Linked DNA regions of Homo sapiens: regions 1 and 2 are each linked to region 3. Evidence: chromatin contacts called from ENCODE Hi-C or POLR2A ChIA-PET data. All regions are on one chromosome and are shown on one strand. Each heading gives the region's core, a stretch centred on a gene start or an enhancer-like site at or near the end of the contact. The rest is flanking DNA. Distances are from core to core; before and after follow the strand shown.

Evidence for each region. Hi-C counts contacts between places; a loop is a spot of excess contacts on that map. ChIA-PET counts read pairs that join two places held with the same protein, here RNA polymerase II (POLR2A). Pooled maps may share reads with other maps.
Region 1: a pooled map shows a loop between it and region 3 (2.4-fold over the local background). The contact joins the promoter of CUEDC1 here to the promoter of MSI2 in region 3. A Hi-C loop is called at or near these places in 4 of 50 pooled maps. POLR2A ChIA-PET finds 5 or more read pairs at or near these places in 3 of 52 experiments (Panc1, activated T-cell and naive thymus-derived CD8-positive, alpha-beta T cell).
Region 2: a pooled map shows a loop between it and region 3 (2.8-fold over the local background). The contact joins the enhancer-like site here to the promoter of MSI2 in region 3. A Hi-C loop is called at or near these places in 1 of 37 single-sample maps with no recorded cell type and 5 of 50 pooled maps. POLR2A ChIA-PET finds 5 or more read pairs at or near these places in 2 of 52 experiments (HCT116 and WTC11).

The regions. Positions count from the first base shown.
Region 1 is chr17:57,953,935-57,956,795 of GRCh38, reverse strand. CUEDC1 (CUE domain containing 1) reads left to right here and starts at 1,384. Exons shown (of 11, transcript NM_001271875.2): 1 at 1,384-1,571. RefSeq lists a silencer at 1,460-1,529.
Region 2 is chr17:57,891,399-57,894,323 of GRCh38, reverse strand. The region is part of intron 1 of CUEDC1 (CUE domain containing 1); the gene reads left to right. Among named protein-coding and RNA genes, the nearest start is that of CUEDC1-AS1, 19 kb to the left of the region's middle. RefSeq lists enhancers at 1,305-1,354, 1,015-1,756. Within about 2 kb of position 1,668, at least 35 of the 41 ENCODE cell types and tissues checked have a DNase peak (open chromatin) inside an H3K27ac peak, as active enhancers do; they include HCT116, where a contact is called at or near this core.
Region 3 is chr17:57,255,273-57,258,083 of GRCh38, reverse strand. MSI2 (musashi RNA binding protein 2) reads right to left here and starts at 1,561. Exons shown (of 14, transcript NM_138962.4): 1 at 1,280-1,561; 2 at 946-986; 3 at 537-618. The coding sequence starts at 1,341. LOC101927510 (a long non-coding RNA gene) reads left to right here and starts at 1,088. Exons shown (of 3, transcript XR_007065860.1): 1 at 1,088-1,142. RefSeq lists a silencer at 1,377-2,006.

The sequences.
Region 1 (2,861 bases), core at 135-2,634, 700 kb before region 3:
GGCATGGGTCTGTCCCTTCGGATTAAGAATCTTTAACCTGGGGCCTGAAGACCATCTTCTGGGATTTCAAGCACCCTGCCTCCCCCGGAAATTGAATGCACCAGGGAGTGAAGTGTGGGGAGAGAGGAGCAGGAGAGAGGAGATCCTCAGAGGGGTTTGGAAACCCAGTCCTGGAGTTCCGTTCAACATGCTAACCTAACGTTGGGCCTCCCCGAGGAGGGTGTGGTTCTGAGGTTTCTCCCCCTCCCAGTTTCCCACCTTGCTGAAGAAACTTGCCCTTGACATGCAAATGATGGAAACACATTGGTGTCTGGGGCACTTTGGTTTGTGGTTTTTACCATCAGCTGTCTCTGAGGCTGAGCGTGTCGATCTGTCTCAGCAAGGCTAGCAAATTGCAAGCGCTCAGAGGAGGGGAGAGGGGGGCTATTCCTGGGGTTCTGGGCCCAGATGGGCAAATGGGTCTGTAAGGCAGACTTTTCCAGGAGGAGGGTGCAGACCCTTTGCAAGTTGTTTGGGGACAGAGCTTAGTTTGCATCTGGCCTTCTTCACCCTCCTCAGATCCCCTAGGTAGCAGGGTGCTTGGTGGTCACCACCTGACCTAGGCTACCTACTCCCAAATTGGAGTCTGAAATGAAAGCACGTGGGAAAAGTATAGCAAAGGTCAGTTTCCCATTTATTAAACAAGTTCTTCCGTGGAAAATCTTCCCAGGGCTCAGCAGCCCTTGAAGTGATCAGGGATGCTGGGGAGGTTGGGGGAGGAGAAAATGGGAGATGGCAGGTGGTATCTGTCGGTGTGGACGAGTGATAGCTTTGATTTGCTCCCCCTTCCCACCATCTCCTGTGTCCTCAGCATTTGATTTGGTTTCCTTTCCGGGGCCCTAATTCCAGGGAGGTGCCCCTCCTCCACACCTGTGTCCCAAGCCCCAGCTGTGCGTCCTCACCCTGGGTTCCTGGCACTGACCTGGAACCTGTCGGGCAGCCCTGCTCTTAGCTCCCCGCGGAGTCTCGGAGGTCTCAGGTCTCCTCCGCCCACCCTCTCCGCAGCTGGGAGGGGCAGGATGCCCCGCACCCCGCTCTGCGCGGGAGGTCGAGGCACCCCGCTCACGCCCTCCTGCCCGCAAGCTAGGGAGTCACTGCGGCCGGGGAGGGAGGTACACGGAGGGCATTTTTCCAGCCTTCACTGGGTGCTCCCCTCTCCACCCCCGGCAACCATGTAGGTTTCCGGACCCCCAGGTCCGCTTCCCTCCTCTCTGGAAAGGGGTCGGCCATAGGGAAAGGGCCCGGGGGCGCCGCAGCCGGGCCCCCGCCCCGCCCCGCCCGCAGCCCCGCTCCTCCCCGCGCGGCCCCACTTGTGGCCCTGCCGGCAGCCGCGCAGGGACAGCTGCATTTCTCGCCGCCCGCCGCTAGGAAGCCGGCCTCGCCTCACTTTCTCCGCCTCCCCGCGCCCCAGCCGCGCCGCCGCCGCCGAGCCTGGCCCCGCCGCCACCGCTGCGGATTGCAGCCCCTCCCCCGCCCGGCCCGCGGCCCGGCCCCTGCGGCCCGCGCGGAGCGGACGCGCGTGGCGCTGCCCGGTAAGACCCCCGCGCTCCCGCGGCTCCCGCCCGGCCCCGGGCGCGGTCCTCGCCGGCGCCCCGCGCGCAATCCCGGCCGCGGCCCCGGCCCAGCGGCCCCACCTTCTCGGGACCCGTTGCCCAGGCGCCGCCGGGAGGGCCGGGCCGTCGCGAGTTTGATTCCCGGGGCTGTCGGCGCGGCTCCCCGGGAGCTCCGCGTGCGGCAGGTCCCCGCCCGCCCTTCCTTCCCGAGCCCCCACCTCATCCCGGGCCCCGGGCGCGGGGGGCGTGCGGGCATCTGGGGGGCCGGGAGCGGGGCGCGCGATTAGACCGGGGGGCGCGGGCCAGCGCCGCAGGGAAGGGAGACGAGGCCTCCCGGAGCCGGCTTCGCCCGAGTCCCCTCTCCCGCCGCTCCCCCTTTTGTGTGGGCGCCCCTCCCCGCAGTGCCCGGGCCTGGGGGCGCAGGCTGGGCGGCGACGGCAGGCGGGGGCGCCTGCTGGGAGCCGAGCGCCTTTCAGGGGGAGGGGAGCTTCGCTTCCTGCCCCCCGCCGATGTCACAGGTCGGCTCAGCCTTTTTTGGTCCCTCCCGGTCCCCTGGGAGCTGTATCTCCCGTCAGCTCGGCCAGGGAAAGTTGGGAATGCGCTGTCCCCGCCCCTGCTCGCCCGCCCCGCCGGCTCCTGTGCCCCAGGCTCTGAGCTCCAAGGGGGGCTGGTGTCAGCGTTTATTCATTCCTCCCTCTTCCTTTTCTCGGTCGCGTGGTCGCCTTACACCCAGCACTGCCCTGCCCATTTCTTTTCCCCTTAAAAAAAGTTTTAGCTCTAAGAAACGTACACTGAAATTAAATTCCTGAGACGGAATGTGTTTTAAGGGGAGGGAGGGTTTAGATTTTCCTTTTTTTGGTGGAGTAGTGGAGTAGAAGATGAGGGGACTCCCTGGGAGTTTAGAAACAAGATGCCCTGGAGGCGATAGAGGATACAAGAAGACCATCCACCGTGCTCCCCACCTGATCCGCAGTCAGCGTCTTGTAGCGAGAGGAATGAGCCTTCCCTGGGTGATCCCGCAGCACCTGAGCCACCTGGCCCAGGAGAAAGGACTCAGGGAGATGTACTGGGCCTTTCACCCCTTTTCTTTATAGCCAGCTGTGCCTGAAGGAGGTGAGGGACCCCAGGAATTCTCTCACGGAGGAAGTCATCTCACCATGTGGTTGGGCCCCTGCTGGATCAAGTGTGAAGCTGGGTCCTCTCTGTTGTTGGGGGTCAGTGCCACTGGTACCTCAGTTTGAATATGGTGCCATCTCTGGGATGGAGAGG
Region 2 (2,925 bases), core at 419-2,918, 640 kb before region 3:
TGATAGGGGTGGGGGTGGCCAAGGCATCATGCCATGCCCAGCCTGCACAGCTCATGGAGTAGCCTTTGGAAGGCAGGGGCTGCCCCCAGCCTCACCCCTGCCGGCAGCTCTGCTGTGTGGGCATGGAAACCAGGTGTCCTGCTTCTCTGGGTGGCAGTGGGGCTTCTTCCTGGCAAAGAGGTTTAGGAGTCCTTTTATCAAATCCTCATGGTTTGGTTTTGTTTTGTTTTTGAGACGGAGTCTTGCTCTGTCACCCAGGCTGGAGTGCAGTGGTACGATCTTGGCTCACTGCAACCTCCACCTCCCAGGTTCAAGCAATTCTCTGCCTCAGCCTCCCGAGTAGCTGGAATTACAGGCACCCACCACCATGCCTGGCTAATTTTTGTATTTTTAGTAGAGACGGTGTTTCACCATTTTGGCCAGGCTGGTCTTGAACTCCTGATCTCGTGATCCACCTGCCTTGGCCTCCCAAAGTGCTGGGATTACAGGCGTGAGCCACTGTGCCCTGCCAAATTCTCGTGTTTTACAGATGTAGAAGAGATGAGTGGTCCAGAGAAGTACCCAAGGTCACACAGCAGCGCATGACAGCATTGTCTGTCTCTCCCCTGCTCCTCCTCCTCCTCCCCTAAGGTCCAGTGGCCTCTTTTCTCCAATGGCTGTGCCCGAGGGTCCTCTTTGCCCTTCCTGGCTGCCTGGGGGTGGGCACAGGTGTGGCTGCCCAGCAGCTCTGGGGGCCTCGGGAATGAGGCTGGCTTTGTTGCAGCCCCGGCAGCTGTGGCCATTTGGGTCGAGTTTCCATTAAGCCTTTTCCGAGCCTTGGGCAGGAGCAGGAGGCTCAGCGTTTAAAGGTCACCCGGCTTTTGAAGCTGCAGCGACATTAATAGCTTGGGAAGAAAACAAGCCTTTGCAGGGGCAGGAGGACAAGGCGTCTCTGTCAGGGCTGCCTGAAACACACACACACACACACACACACATACCCTGAGAGCCTCTGTCTCTTGCTCTCCTCTTCCCTTCCTTTCACCCCCTTTTGGGGCCTCTTCAGCTCTGAAGCCAAGAAGCTCAGGCAGATTTCCCTGCACCCCACCCGCTCTGAGGTGACAATTGGCCGAGAATGCAGCTGCCCCAGCCCAGCAGCCTCTGCCATTACACACTTGAGGTTTCCGCAGGACTCAACCATGGTTACACAAGCCTCCCAGGGTCATATGACCTCATTCTGGCCCCACTGGCTTTTGCAGCCTGGATTCCCAATGAGACAGAGTGAGCCTGGCCTGCGTGTCCTCATACGGGAAATGAGAGCGCTGGCAAGTGGCTTGTCTTGCATGCCAGTTCTAATCACTTGGTCGTGGCTTGCACAGAGGCGGTGTTGCAAAGGGTTCTGAGGTTGTGTGTGTTCTGTAGGACAGTAATACCTGGGTGGATTAGTGATGTCTGCCAAGGATGAGGGCTAGAAGGTGGTGGCACATGTGCCAAAGATTTCCTGCCTAGGATTAAATGATTTGACAACTCTGCGGGTCTTGGGTGCTAAGACCCCTGAGGCAACTGGGTGGTTCTTCTCCCTTTTAATCAGGCCAAGGGTGGGGGTGGGGCACATTCTTGGGTTCTGAGAGAAAAGCCACTCTGGCCCTTTCCCTGGGAGCTGCCAGGGCCTGAGCTCTGGGACACCACCTAGTGGCCTGGCTTGGCAGCGCCACTGGGCTGTGCCAGATCTTAGGCAAGAAGCAAATCCCTCTGCAGGCAGGCATCACGGCAGTCACAGATGGACGTAGGGTCTGCTCCTTGGTGATTTTCAGAGGAGGGAGCCTGGGGTGCACAGAGACAGAGCTGGTCTGAGGAGTCTTACCCTCCTTCCAGAAGAGTGGCCTCTGGGTGGGACACAGGAAGGTGCTGGCAATTGGGACCTGTGGCTTCCTGTTCTAACTCCCACCTTTCAGGGTTGGGCCCTGGTCCTCCTGGGGGGCAGAATGGAAGGTCAAGTCAGATCTAGGAGGGGGTTAGCCTCCTGCCCCCTGGTGCTGGCACTGGCTTGGAAAGGGGCAGCCTGCCATCAGCCTTGTGTCCACGTCACTGGGCTGCCTTGGCCTCAGACCCCTTGTCTGTGAAGTGAGATAATAACGCATTCCCTTATATATCTTCTAGGTTTGTTGTGAGGAGTAAATGAGTGTGTAGGGGAGAGAGGGCTTTGGAAACTGAAAAGGCCCCCTCCCATCATTGCTGTGAGCCGGAGGAGGAAGGAAAGGGAGGGAAATCCACAGTTACAGCACTCCTCCATCTTTCCTTCCCTTCTTTACTCATTCGCCTAATAAATGTCTATTGACCATGCCAGGCACTGATTCGGGCACTGGGGATACCACAGTGAGTATAGCAAAGCCCCTGCCTTCATGGAGCTTACATTCTAGTGGAGAAGATATCAGTGACAAATGTATAATATTCAAGGTGGTCTGTTTCATGAAGAAGACAGGGAAGCCTAAAGGGTTAGGAACACTGGGATGTTGGGGGGTGGACTTGCCACTCTGTTCCCCCTCAAGGTGATGGTTGAGTAGGGACCAGAAGGAAGGGAGCCATGCAGATATGTGGGAGCAGAACGTAGCAGTTGGTGGAAAAAGTAAGTTCAGAGGCCCCTGGGTGGGAGTGTGCTTGGCTCGTTGGTGGACTAGCAAGGATCCAGGTGGCCACAGAGAGTTAGGCTCTGTCTGTATGTGTGCGTGCACATATGACAGCGAGGTGACATGGGCAGGACCATGTGGGTTGGCCACGGTAAAGCTCTGGGTATTCTGGGGACATGGGAGCCATTGGGAGGCATGGAGCAGAGGAAGGGCATGACCCCTGTGATGAGGGGTCTCTAGGCCAACACGTGGGAGGCAGGGAGCTAGGGAGGGTATGGTAGCTGTGGAGGTGGTAAGGAGTGGCCAGATTCAGAAATCATTT
Region 3 (2,811 bases), core at 312-2,811:
TAACGGGGGAAGTGGAACGGGGGCAGGGAGGGTGGAGGTAACTTGGAAAATGCTGGTGCCTCCACTCTTTGGCCACCTCAGTTTCCTCTCCTCCTCCCCTTCCCTTTCTTAACGCTTTGTTTTATTCCGAAGAAAGCCCGGCACTTAGAAGAGATTTACCACCATCTTTCTAAGAGGGATCTTAAGAGTTTGGGGAGCTGGGAGTGTGGGGGAAACACACATTAAGATCAAAAGAAAAAAAAAAACTATGCGAAAGTAAATGAAGCTGAATGTCATTTTAAACAGAGAAAAAGAAGCGACGGGAAAATGACTTAAAAGCAGAGAGATGGGTATCTCTGTATCCAGAGTTCAGCTCCAATTAACAATAACCTCTGGGGTTACTAGGGGGCGGTGGGGGTGGTATAGAGCGCCGTTCGAGATCAGCCACGCGCCTGAGCCCCATTCTAATCCGCTTAGCTACTTCCGAAGACACCTCCAAAAATAAAACTTAAACTTTGTTCTAAAATAAAGACAAAATCCAGAAGGGAATGGTTTACCTGGAGCGTTTCGTAGTGGGATCTCTCATGACCATACATTCTCTAATTTCTCCAAATTTGCTAAAATAGTCTCTAAGGCTATCTGTAGAGAGAGAAAGAGAGAGATGGGGGGGGGAGAGAAGGTGTGGAAAAAAAAAGCAATGCAAATTTTGATCAAGGACAAAATCCAAAAGTAGTTTTCTGTTGTTATTCTGTTTTGTTTTTGCATTTTTTGCACACGCGGGGGAAATTCGGCAACAGAGGTCGCATAGAGGGCTCAGAAAGGATTTGCTATTTAAAAAAAATAACCTTGCACAGGAGAAGTGGGGAGCCAATGGCGGGGGGGGGGGGGCTCCTACACCGGGATAACAAAGAGCAATAAAGAAGCCAAGAAGGGGGGGACCCAGGCGTCCCCCCCTCCCTCCCTTACCTGGTGAGGTCTGCCAGCTCAGTCCACCGATAAACATTTTACTAGAGGGAGAAAACATAACAGAAGTGAGCACCGATGTCAGATCGGCCATTTTGACGTGTAACTTACAAAAGCTAAAAGGAAAGCGGGGGGGAGCGAGCGAGCGAGAGCCGGGAGGTGGGGTGGGGGAGAAGGTGACGGCGAAATGCAATCCAAAGGTGTGTAACTTCCACGGGGGGGGCGCGCGGGAGAGGCGGGGGGGCGCGGGAGATGCCCGGCTCCGCGCACCGCCGTCCCCGCCGCTGCAAGGAGAGCGAGCCCAAGGCGGCGCGGTGGGCAGCGGCTGGAAACTTACCCGGGGTCGTGCTGGGAGTCGTTGGCGCTGCCCGAGGTGCCTTGGCTCCCATTTGCCTCCATATCTGAGCCCCCCCGCCCCCCCACCCCCAAAAAACCAAGCCCCACAGCGATCGGAGCGGAGCGGCGGCCGGCTCCGAGCCCCGAGATCTCCGCTCCCTCCTCCCCCTCCTCCTCCCCCCCGCCCGGGCTCCTCCGAATCTCTCTGCGAGCGGCGGAGCCGGGGCAGCGGCGAGAGCCGTCACACGTGGGCTCGGCTTAGCTCAGCCCCGCTGCCTCGCACACCCCCCCGTCCCCGCCCCCCCGGCCCATCCCCACCTCTCCCCCTCCTCCTCCCCACCCCCATCTCCTCCTCCTCCTCCCCCTCCTCCCCGGCGCACGTGGGGCGGAGTTCTAGAACGTCGTGTAACCAATGCCGGTGACGTCACGCACCCCCGTGCGGCCCCCGCCTGCCCGCGCGCGCACACTCGGCCCCCCACGGCCGGACCCACAAGGGTGGCGCGCGAACCCCGCGGGCGGAGGGGACCCCGCCTCCGGGCCGGCAGGGCGCAGGGCGAGGGGGAGCGCACCCCGACTTCCCTGGATCACATGGGCTGCGGGGGGCGGGTGGATCGGGGGAGGGGAGGCGCGGGGAGCTTGCTGCGGCTCCTCACCCGGACCTGGGAGAAGACGCCCCCCACCCTCTCTAGTTCGCCCTCTCCATTCAAGTTTGCCGGCCCCTGCCGCCGAGATCCGGGAATGGCACCAGCCGCCCGCCCTCCGCTGTGCCCTGTTTCCAGCCACCGCTCAGAAATTTAGGTCAAGGACGTCGGGAGCAAACCCACACCCTGGCGCTCCTTTGGCGGCCCCCGAGACGCCCCAGGATCGGGGGGCTTCAGGATGGCGGAGACCCTCCTGCACAAACACCAGCCACAAGTTTTATTTTCCTTTTGCGCTGGAAGTTCTCTCTGGCTCTGGCTCCACACCGGCACGTCTTGCGCGGTTCCCCGCCCTTCCCCAGTAGAGGTACCAATCCGTGCCCGGGAAAGGTTATTTTGGAACTTTGAGAAACTGACGCGATTCCAGTGGCGAGAAAGTGCCGAAGAAAGGGTTTCCGCGTTAATCATACAGTGTTTTAAAAATGTAATAAGATAGGTTATAGGAGTCAAGGTCACATGATTGAGGTTCAAAGCAAATGTTTGTATATAACGAGAAGTACTTTTGGGGTGTCTCTGGGATGGATGGGAAGGGTGGTTATTTCAGGAAACCCCTGTGTAATCCGTTCGTTATATATTTTATTTCTCACCCAGCCTTTGTATGCCAGGATAGTAAAGTGCATGATACTGAAATAGCCCAAGACCCCTCACGACCTGCAGAGGTAGCTAGGGTGGCAGAAGGCTTCAGAATCACTCCCACCTTAGCAGCAGTAGTATTGTGCAGCACGGGTTCTGGCATACAGTAGGTGCTTAATAAATGCGGTTTCATACCTTCATGCACTGAAAACTCCAAAAAGACAATGTCTGTAGCCTTCCAAAGGCATCGCATGAAAGTTTC